Regions from separate parts of the Homo sapiens genome. Here region 2 is linked to region 1. A link is a contact called in ENCODE Hi-C data. All regions are on one chromosome and are shown on one strand. The core of a region is the stretch at or near the end of the contact, and the rest is flanking DNA. Distances in the headings are between cores, read along the strand shown.

Region 1 (4,969 bases), core at 1,240-3,739:
TTTTAAAGAACCATAACCTTTCCAACTTTTCCTACAAAAAAATCCCGTGTGTGATTTATGCCCATCTTCAAAACACCCTCTGGAGTTCAGACCAGATGTGTGCAGTGTTTACACTGAGAAAACCACTAGGACATCAACAATTCACTATAAACACCACTCAAATTTTGCTGTGCTTTCCTTCATTTCCTCTGTATTTATTCTGGTGTTAAAATAATGTTAACTCTCATAATAAGGAAAATAGGAGCAGATGTTTAAACCAAACAGACTTCAGCCCATTATCCCATATAGCTACTCAATCTTCAAAATCAAAGTTTCTTCCTCCCAAATACCGAGAGAGAAGAGCAGAGCAGAGCACTCTAGTTTCCTGGGTGTTGCATGCTACACAACAACTCGACCTGGGCTCGCTGTCCGTAAGTTGGTCCTCACCAATCGGAGACAGGAAAAACTAATCTGGTATCAATTTCCTAACAATCTTATATTTCTCTCTTAGGCCATTATGTTTTGTTTTTAAAATATCGTATTACTTGTTGGCAAAGACAATACAACAGAAATTGCCTCAGAAGTTTTTCTTTCTTGTTGGGGGAAGCGGGGATGGTTAAAAAAAAAAAAAACAAGAAAAACAAAACCCTGACTACAATGTGTGAATGTCACGGGAAACAAGCCCAGCAATGGCTGCTTACGGCTTTCTAAAGTCGGCTGCCTTTTTTAAGTGAGTTCAGAAGCAAGATGTTACTTAACACATCAGATGCAAAGAAAGAAATTCACGAAAATTCTCATAGCAGGAACTAGTAGGAGTAAAGAAAAACAAATACTCTTTTTAAAAAACGTTAAATATGAGATCCTCATCCATAGAGTTTTAAAAAACAACGTGAATGAGGGTTGTTGTTGTTTTTTTTCCTTGAAGGGGAAAAATACTCTTGAAAGGGTGAGTTTTCAACTGATTAGGAAACAGGCCTGAAGTTTTTAGATTAAAAAAATACAAGTGAATCACCCTCCCAAGTTTTTGTAACTGTTTTCTTTTTCAAGAGAAATGTCCCGTGTATTATTGGAGAAAAAATGGAAACTGCTCCTGCTGAATGAGAAAGAGAAGAGTCCCGGATGTGTGTGTGGTTACAACAGAAAACACTCTTCCTGCCAGGCCGAACTCCCCCGGAGATGCCCTCGGCGGCAGACCCAGGGCCATTGCCACTTTTTCAAATCGCACGTAGAGGATGTCCGAGGGCTTAAGAAATAGATTTTTCTCTGACTGCTACCAGAGACAGTTGGAAATACAAGACAGTGGGGGAAGCACCTCGCGGGCAGTAGGAGGTAATAAATAACAGTTCGGCGCGGCTCTCTCTTTTTCAGGGCAGGCTGGGGGTCGGGGTGTTGTGTAATCGCTCCCACAGGGAGCGGAGCGCGAGGAACACCCCCCAGTGTCAGCGCTCCCCGGGCTGCACAGGAAGCGCCAGCGAGACAAAGAGCCCGCCTGTGCTCGCTGACACGGTGCCCTTCCGGCCCCACGCGGGAGAGGGACATTCTCCGCTGTTTGGGACGCTCACTCGCGAGCACAAAAACTCGCTGTAACTTTGGCTCCCCCTCCGTGAGCTGCAGGGCGCCGTGGCCCACAGCAGGGTACAGTAGACGGTGCAATCCTTACCAGCCCCTCCCCCAAAGAGGCTCAACTTTTACCGGCGTCCTACAAGTCCTTCCCCTAAAGACAATATTAACGGAAATCAAAAATACATACATTTTAAAGAGTTAAAAATGTGAGGCGCGAGTACGTTGCAAGCAACGAGCAAACTTTGAAGGGTTTCTACTTCACTGCCTCCCCGTCCAGCCCCCTCCACCGCCCCCCGCAGCCTGAGATCCGAACACACTCGGTGCCGAACCGAACCTAAGAAACGCCGGCCTTTCAAGTGCCCTACACCCCGGAGGAGGACAGCGGGCGCTTAGAAGGCAGGCACCCAGCACACTGAGGAGGAGTGGCCGGGACGAGCAACGGGCAGTAATTCTACAACGGGACATCTACCTTCGTAGCACAGAATGCCGATATTGTTGTTCATCTTGTCCAAGTACTGATAGTTCAACAGGTCCATCTTCATAAATAGCATTTATTGGGCTAGCAAAGAAAACCAGCTCTTTGCTTTTGCCCCAAAAGAGTTAAGTTTCAAAAATCAATTGTTGCTGAGTAGCTCCTGGCTCTTCAACTTCACAAAGGCAGAGGCCCAGCCTCAGACTATCAAAACAAAGTATGCAAAAGTTAAAAAAAAAAAAATCAGGCACAAAAAAATCGAGCTCACACGAAACCCTTCAAGGGCTTACTGGTAGACGGTGTATGTACTGTATCCCCGATCGAGTATGAAAACAGCGTTTCAGAAGTCCTTACAAGTCCTTCCTGGAAATGGAAAAGAGTGAAAAAGAGAAACGCGCAGCCCGTTTCCTAGGACAAAGCGGCGCCGGCCCCTCTCACAGCCCGCTGCAAGCCGGCAGCGCTGACATGAGGGCTATGCTTGGCATGACTCCTATGCCGCCGCTTCCTCTTCCCGCAGGAGGCCGAGCATGCTCACTGCGCCGCGCTGCCGAGGCAGGGAGGGCTTCTGCACAGGATCAGCCTCTCAATGTAGCAAGTGTTGGAAAGAAAGAGAAAGGGGAGGGGGAGAGACTCTAGAGACGGGGCCTTGGCAGAGTGGCTCTTGACAGGAAGCAGCCAAGCCGCTGCAAAACCGTAGGAGGAAAAAAGAAAACCCAGGAAGTTTCTTTTTCAGGAGCTAAGTACAAAGTAAAAAATCCATCATGGAAGCAAACTCCCATGGAATGCAACTTTCGTGAAACTTCATGTTGGGGTTTCGGAAACCCAAAGTGCTAGTGATGCATAAGCCATATATATATATATAGTGTCTTTGTTTCTTTTAAAGATTGTTTTATAATATCCATTTACACTTTAACTGGATATTTAAATTTCTGATGTTAATGTTACATATAGCTTCTTCCATAATCCCCATAACAACTGAGATGGACAGGGCAAGGAGGGTATCACCCTTTCACAGCAGAGGAAACAGGTTCAGATGGATTAAATGACTGGCCCACAGCCCCCAAAATAGTTGACAGAACTACTTTTAAAGTGTTTTTTCCCACCTAATGTTATAATTTTATTTAAAAAAACGAGGGGGCCGGGTGTAGTGGCTCACACCTGTAATCCTAGTCGAAGCAGGCGGATCACTTGAGGTCAAGAGTTCAAGACCAGCCTGGCCAGCATGGTGAAACCCCATCTCTACTAAAAATACATAAATTAGCCTGGTGTGGTAGCGCACGCCTGTAGTCCCAGCTACTCAGGAGGCTGAGGTGGGAGAATTGCTTGAACCTGAGAGGAGGAGGATGCAGTGAGCCAAGATCGTGACACTGCACTCCAGCCTGGGCAACAGAGTGAGACTTTGTCTCAAAAAAAAAAAAAAAAAAGAAAAGAAAAAAAGGAGACAAGGAGAGGAGAAGAGATGGAAGAGTGTTTAAGCAAATAGGGCTATAATATCAAAAATTAAAAGTGTACTTGAAATTATAGAGGGAAAGGGTAAAATTATTTTCATTTGGCATGTATGTCACCCACCTGTGTGTAAGAAGCTAGTGGCATGCAGCTGTACTATTTGCTATTGGAAGAACTTGGGGCTTAAACTTTGATTACCCAGTGCCTAGCACAACCAAGTTCAGGTGCCCAAAAACTGTTTACTGAACGAGTGAACCACTGAATGTTCAGTTTTCAGCACATCAAGAACGTGTTAACAAAATAGAAAAAAAAAAAACAAAAACTAAACATTTGAATTACTATTCTAAAAATATATTTTTAATATTCCAAAATAATATTTGAATAAATAATTTGAAGGAGTTGTATGTTAAAAATCCAGCAATAGGCCAGGCGCGGTGGCTCACGCCTGTAATCCCAGCACTTTGGGAGGCCGAGGCGGGTGGATCATGAGGTCAGGAGATCGAGACCATCCTGGCTAACACGGTGAAACCCCGTCTCTACTAAAAATACAGAAAATTAGCCGGGCGCGGTGGCGGGCGCCTGTAGTCCCAGCTACTCGGGAGGCTGAGGCAGGAGAATGGCGTGAACCCGGGAAGCGGAGCTTGCAGTGAGCCAAGATTGCGCCACTGCAGTCTGCAGTCCGCAGTCCGGCCTGGGCGACAGAGCGAGACTCCGTCTCAAAAAAAAAAAAAAATCCAGCAATAGTTGCATTGGGTTTATTAGGCACACTCATGGCAAGGTGTTCTAATGAAATCTTACTTGGGAGTCCGGATGCGGTGGCTCACGCGTGTAATCCCAGCACTCTGGGAGACTGAGACGGGCGGATCACTTGAGGTCAGGAGTTTGAGAACAGTCTGGCCAACATGGTGAAACCCTGTCTCTACTAAAAATACAAAAATTAGCCGGGCATAGTGGCATGTGTCTGTAATCCCAGCTACTAGGGAGGCTGAGGCAGGAGAATTGTTTGAACACGGGAGGCAGAGGCTGCAGTGAGCCAAGATTGTGCCACTGCACTCCAGCCTGGGTGACAGAACAAGACTCCGTCTCAAAAAACAAAACAAAACAAAAAAACTATATGACATCTAAATACTAAATACTGTTGCCGTCATTGCTGCAACAGTAATCACTGGGGTGACATCAGGGGAAGTAAGTAATAGGGGAATCAAGATTTCACAAGCTTTCATTTATAAGAATATTTATTGACACTATATTACATGTAATAAGCTATAGTGAAAGATATGTATCCTATCAATTGTAATTAAAATACTTAATGGTATTTGGTGGGGAGGGTTGAAGAAAACTCAAAACTCGTAACATCCAGTATACATGAGATCATTGCACTGAAAACAAACAATATCAGGTATCAGATTTAAATTTAACTGATAGTTTTGGAGTACTCTTACTGTGCTACGTTTTTACATAAATTCTCAATCAGAAAACTTTATCCATCATTGTCCCACATGGAAGAGA
Region 2 (4,969 bases), core at 1,123-3,622, 2.5 Mb after region 1:
CCATCAGATTAAAACCGTAAATTTTTAATTGCCATATATCCAAATTACATTCTGACTAGAATACCGGCCCCTTTTTGTGACCCCTTGCTAAAATACCAACCATCCTTTAAATCACAGATCAAACTACTTCAGAGAGCGTTCCCCGATCACGCCAGTCAAACTTGATTAATCCTTTGGAAGCTACAAAGCCTTGTACCTTCTTCCACAATATTTAGCACACTTTGCCTTGAATGTTTTACATGTAAATGTCATGTCAACACTACTCTATGATCCTCCAAGATATGTTTATCTCTCATGTCACCTCATTCATGTACAGCACATAGTAGATACTCAAAAGATGTTATTTGAATGAGTAAATGAGTGAATAAAATGGAACTCGTAATATTACATATGAGGTAAATCACCTCCTAAGTTTACGAATTATTACCATTTCACTATTTCCTAATGGATGATGAATTTATAACCGGTATAGAAACAGAATCTAGTGTGATAGCCTTTGCCGGTTACCTAGTCTAATCTACCCAGTTTTTTCAGGAGACCCAGAAATTCCTTCTACAGCCTGCATTTTGCAATTATTTAAAATATTTACTAGCCGGGCGCAGTGGCTCATGCCTGTAATCCCAACACTTCGGGAGGCCGAGGCAAACGGATCACCTGAGGTCAGGAGTTTGAGACCAGCCTGGCCAACATGGCGAAACCCCATCTATACAAAAATACAAAAATTAGCCGGACATGGTGTCAGGCACCTGTAACACCAGCTACTCGGGAGGCTGAGGCAGGAGAATCACTTGAACCTAGGAGGCGGAGGTCACGCCACTGCACTCCAGCCTCAGCGACAGAGTGAGACACTGTCTCGAAAAAAATAAAAAATAAATAAAATATTTATTTAGCATTTAGCCCTACCAATCCACGGGCCCTGCATCCACAGATTCAACCAACCACAGATGAATATATTTCGGGAAAAAAAATACAAATTTAAAAAATACAGCATGACAACTATTTCCATAGTATCCACATTGTATTAGGTATTATTAGTGATCTAGAGATGATTTAAAGTATGTCGGAGGATGTGCATAGGTTACATGGAAACACTAGGCCATTTGATATAAGGTACTTGAGCATCACAGGTTTTAGTATCCGCGGGGTATCTGGGAAGGACCACCTTAGTTTGCTCAAGGAATGTCTAACTTGAGTTTTGAAGAAATAGAAAAAATCAGCCCTGGTAAAAGCCATGGGGGGTTCACTCTAGGCAGAAGGAACATCAAAGGAAAAGACTCAAGGAATAACTTGGCATATTTGAGGAAGAGAAAGGAGGCCAATAAGGAGGGTATCTGGCAAGGAAACAAGTGGTAAGAGAAACAGGAGAGGTAGCAAGAGCCAAAACATGTAGTATCTTGTAGGCCAGGATAAAACAACTGGATTTTAAGCTAAGAGCAATGGAAAACCAAGGGGAGTTTAAAGCAGGAGCAGGGCATGATTTTTTTTTTTTTTAAGATTATTTGGGTTGCTGGATGCAGAGCTGGGAGGCCAGTAAAGAGGAAACTGCAGTCACTCAACTGAAAGGTGATGATGACTTGGACAGGGGCTGTGGTCATGGAAATGAAGAGAAGTGGACAAATTTGAAATACACTCTTGAGGCTGAACTGACTGGACTTGCTGACGGACTGGATGTGTGGACATAAGAAAAAGGTGGGCTTTGCTTTATAACAAGTATTGAGACTGGAAAAACGGAGGAAAGCATAGATTTAAAGAGGAAAACCATGAGTTCTGCATTGCCCATGACAAATGTAAGAAGCCTATCAAATATCCATGAGGGGAAGTCAGGTGGGATCCCACTGTGGAACTCTGGGTGAGACTCAGCTGAAGTTATCATTCGGGAGTCAGCACACTGCATCACTCTACGTCCTGGTCCGTCCGTCTGTCTTCCTGGGACACAAATAACTGCCTTCTCCGAGTTCAACCCTGAACATCTGTATCCTCTGGACAACGGGGAGCGGGAAAAAAGCTACGCAGGAGCTTGGATCGGGCGAAGCTCGCGGGAAACCGCTCTGGGTGCGCAGGACAAAGACGCGGGGACAGCGGGGAGGGCCGGCCGCAGCCTGCCGGGCTGCCCCCACGGCGCGGAACGCGCGCAGCAACCTCCACCAGGCCTCCGCGTCTGGACTCCCGCCCTGCCTCTGGGCCTCCTCCGCCCACCGGCGGCGTCTCCCGCGAAGCCCGCTGGGCCTCGCTCTCACCCTCCTCCTCCTCCTCACGCCGGGCCTTGCTCTTGGCCTTGGATTTCTGGCTGCGCAGTTCGCGTCCCCGCGGCTCCCCGCCGGCCGCGCGTTTCCGAGCCATGTTGCTTGTCTGGGCAAATTCCACTTCGCGAGTGACGCACCCGGCCGCGATGCGCTAGAACGCCGGCCCCGCCCCGAGGCGGTGCGCTTGGCCACGCCCCTTCGTTGGAGGCCTAGTCACGCCCCTAAAGGAAGCTCCACCCCATACCCGTGGCCACTAAAAAACTGCGGGAAGCAGGAAAGAGCACAACAGGTTTCTCTCTATTTCCGGTGTATTGTATCCTCACGTTTCCGGAGATTGACGTTGCTCTTGTGTTCTCGCGAGAGGCGGGAAAGGGCGCAGGGTTTGAAACATGGCGGACGACGTAGACCAGGTAAGTGTATTTTAAGGAGGTCGCTCGAAGGAGCTTCTTGTACTAGGCTGCTTTTTCCAGACTCAGGAAAAATGGCCAGTCGTGCCTCCTCTCTCCAAGTCACCATGGCCTAATCCACCCTGTCCTTTCCGTAACCCCCCCTCCGAATTTTGCCGTAGGCCCTGAGACCTTTTCCTGTTAGAAGCCCACCTGATGACTATTCTCACACTCTTCGCTTCATTTTTTTAAATCTGTAGATTATTATCCTTAGCTACCTCATGGAGCTGTCAGGATTCCAATAGAAAGCCAGGTAATAAAGTTAGGAGTTGTTATCATTAGTGAGCGCAACAATTATTTATTCATTCAGCAGATAGAGTGAACATCAGCTTTGTATGGTTAGGCACTGTTCTAAGGGCCAGGGACACTGACATCGACATATAAGAGATCCTTGCCATTACTTGGAGCTTATATTTGCGAGGAGAACAGATAAAAGTAAATATAAATATGTAAGACTTCCAGGAACTGTGATGTGCTGTGAAGGAAACAAGGAACTGGTATGCAGAATAACAGATGGTCCTAGAAGCTTTTTCACCTGGTCTTTTTCTTCCTCAAATATCTTTGGAGATCATGCCACAACTTAAACTTTCTACTGAAATCTGACCTCCTCAGAGAGGACTTCTGCCCAAATAGCACTCCCGCTACTCTGGTTACCCTGCCTCATTTTTCTTCATAGAGAGTTATTTTTTCATATTAAATGTATGCATCTTTGTTTAATGTGAATCTCTCCCCACTAGAATGTAAATGCCATAAGAGCAGGGATTTTGTTTTGTTCATTCTTTTGTCTTTGGGGTTTAGAACAGTGCTGGAAACACTCAAAAAATATTTGAGTGAATGAGTTAGATGATCAGAGGAAGCCTCTTTGAGAAGCCAATATTTAAAGCTACAGGATGAAAAGAGCAGACAGTGGGCATCCCAGACAGAGGCTTAGGTAGCAGTAGGGCTTTTTCATGTGCATATTCTTACAGTATTATAATTATTTGTATGCCTCTCCACAGTAGAATGAGCTCCTTGAGGGTGGGGATTGTGACTTCTCTATCATTGTAATCTAACAGTTGGTTATCTGATCCTTTAACAAACACTTGTTGAACTGAGGGACATAGGGACCAGTTGAGTTAGGTTATTTTTTTCTCTCATCAGGCCTTTTGAATCTTCAGAGCCTGTTACCAATTCAGTTACCTTCCTCCACTGGCCTTGTGTACTTACTGAAGAAGCTCTCCTTGAATAATCTTTCTAACTCTTAGCGGCTGCAACCATCCCTTCCATGTGGGTGACCCCAAGTCATCCTAGCCCTGACCTCTAAAACCAATGTTTCCAGCAGTTCTGTAATAATATAATATTAATAGGAATCTTTTCTTTTCCTTTTTTTTTCTATTCTTTTCTTTTTTTTGGATGGAGTCTCACTCTATCGCCCAGGCTGGAGTGCAGTGGCGTGATCTCAGCTCACTGCAACCTCTGCCTCCTGGGTTCAAGTGATTCTCCTGTCTCAGCCTCCCAAGTAGCTGGGACTACAGGTGCGTGCCGCCACACCTGGCTAATTTTTGTATTTTTCGTAGAGATGGGGTTTCACCATGTTGGCCAGGCTGGTCTCAAACTCCTAACCTCAGGTGATCTGCCTTTCTCAGCCGCCCAAAGTGCTGGGATTCAAGCGTGAGCCACCACGCCCGGCCAATAGGAACCATTTCTAAATATTAATATTTTCTGTTTTCCTGGCACTGTTTTTAAATGCATTAACTAGTTTAATCCTCATAAGAACCCAGAAAGAAGGTTGTGGCTTTCTCAATTACAAATGAAGAATCTGAGAATTACAGATGGCATGATTTTTAATCTCAGTTCATAAATGTCAGGTCACAGCCAGGAGTTGAACCCGGACTGCCTGACTCCAAAGCCAGTGCTTGCTTGCCTTTTTTTTTTTTTTTTTTTTTTTTTTTTTTTTTTTTAAAAAAAAAAAAGACAAGAGTCTCACTCTGTTGCCCAAGCTGGAGTGCAGTGGCACGATCTTGGCTCACTGCAACCTCCACCTCGCCAGGCTCAAGCAATCCTCCCACCTCAGCCCTTGGAGTAGCTGGGACTACAGGCATGTGCCACCATGCCCGGCTAAGCCAGTGCTTTCAACCAGTGTTCTATACTGGCTACTAAATATATTTATCTTATTCACCAGTTGGCAGCCTAAACTCAACCTGTGCTGAATTCATAATCTTCCCATAAACCTACACCTCTATTTGGCATTCTGACTAGTGTATGGTAGGCATTAAGTGAGTGTTTTTCCAATGATTACAT

Evidence for each region. Hi-C counts contacts between places; a loop is a spot of excess contacts on that map. Pooled maps may share reads with other maps.
Region 2: a map of naive thymus-derived CD4-positive, alpha-beta T cell shows a loop between it and region 1 (7-fold over the local background). The contact joins the promoter of XPC here to the promoter of VGLL4 in region 1. A Hi-C loop is called at or near these places in 1 of 168 maps with a recorded cell type or tissue (naive thymus-derived CD4-positive, alpha-beta T cell), 1 of 37 single-sample maps with no recorded cell type and 6 of 50 pooled maps.

What each region holds. Positions count from the first base shown.
Region 1 is chr3:11,641,426-11,646,394 of GRCh38, forward strand. It overlaps VGLL4 (vestigial like family member 4), which reads right to left and starts at 2,490. Exons shown (of 5, transcript NM_001128219.3): 1 at 2,012-2,490. The coding sequence starts at 2,093. RefSeq lists enhancers at 1,074-1,443, 2,634-2,713.
Region 2 is chr3:14,176,229-14,181,197 of GRCh38, forward strand. It overlaps XPC (XPC complex subunit, DNA damage recognition and repair factor), which reads right to left and starts at 2,373. Exons shown (of 16, transcript NM_004628.5): 1 at 2,238-2,373. The coding sequence starts at 2,340. LSM3 (LSM3 homolog, U6 small nuclear RNA and mRNA degradation associated) reads left to right here and starts at 2,589. Exons shown (of 4, transcript NM_014463.3): 1 at 2,589-2,653. The coding sequence starts at 2,633. RefSeq lists a silencer at 2,013-2,132 and enhancers at 2,183-2,532, 2,633-2,682.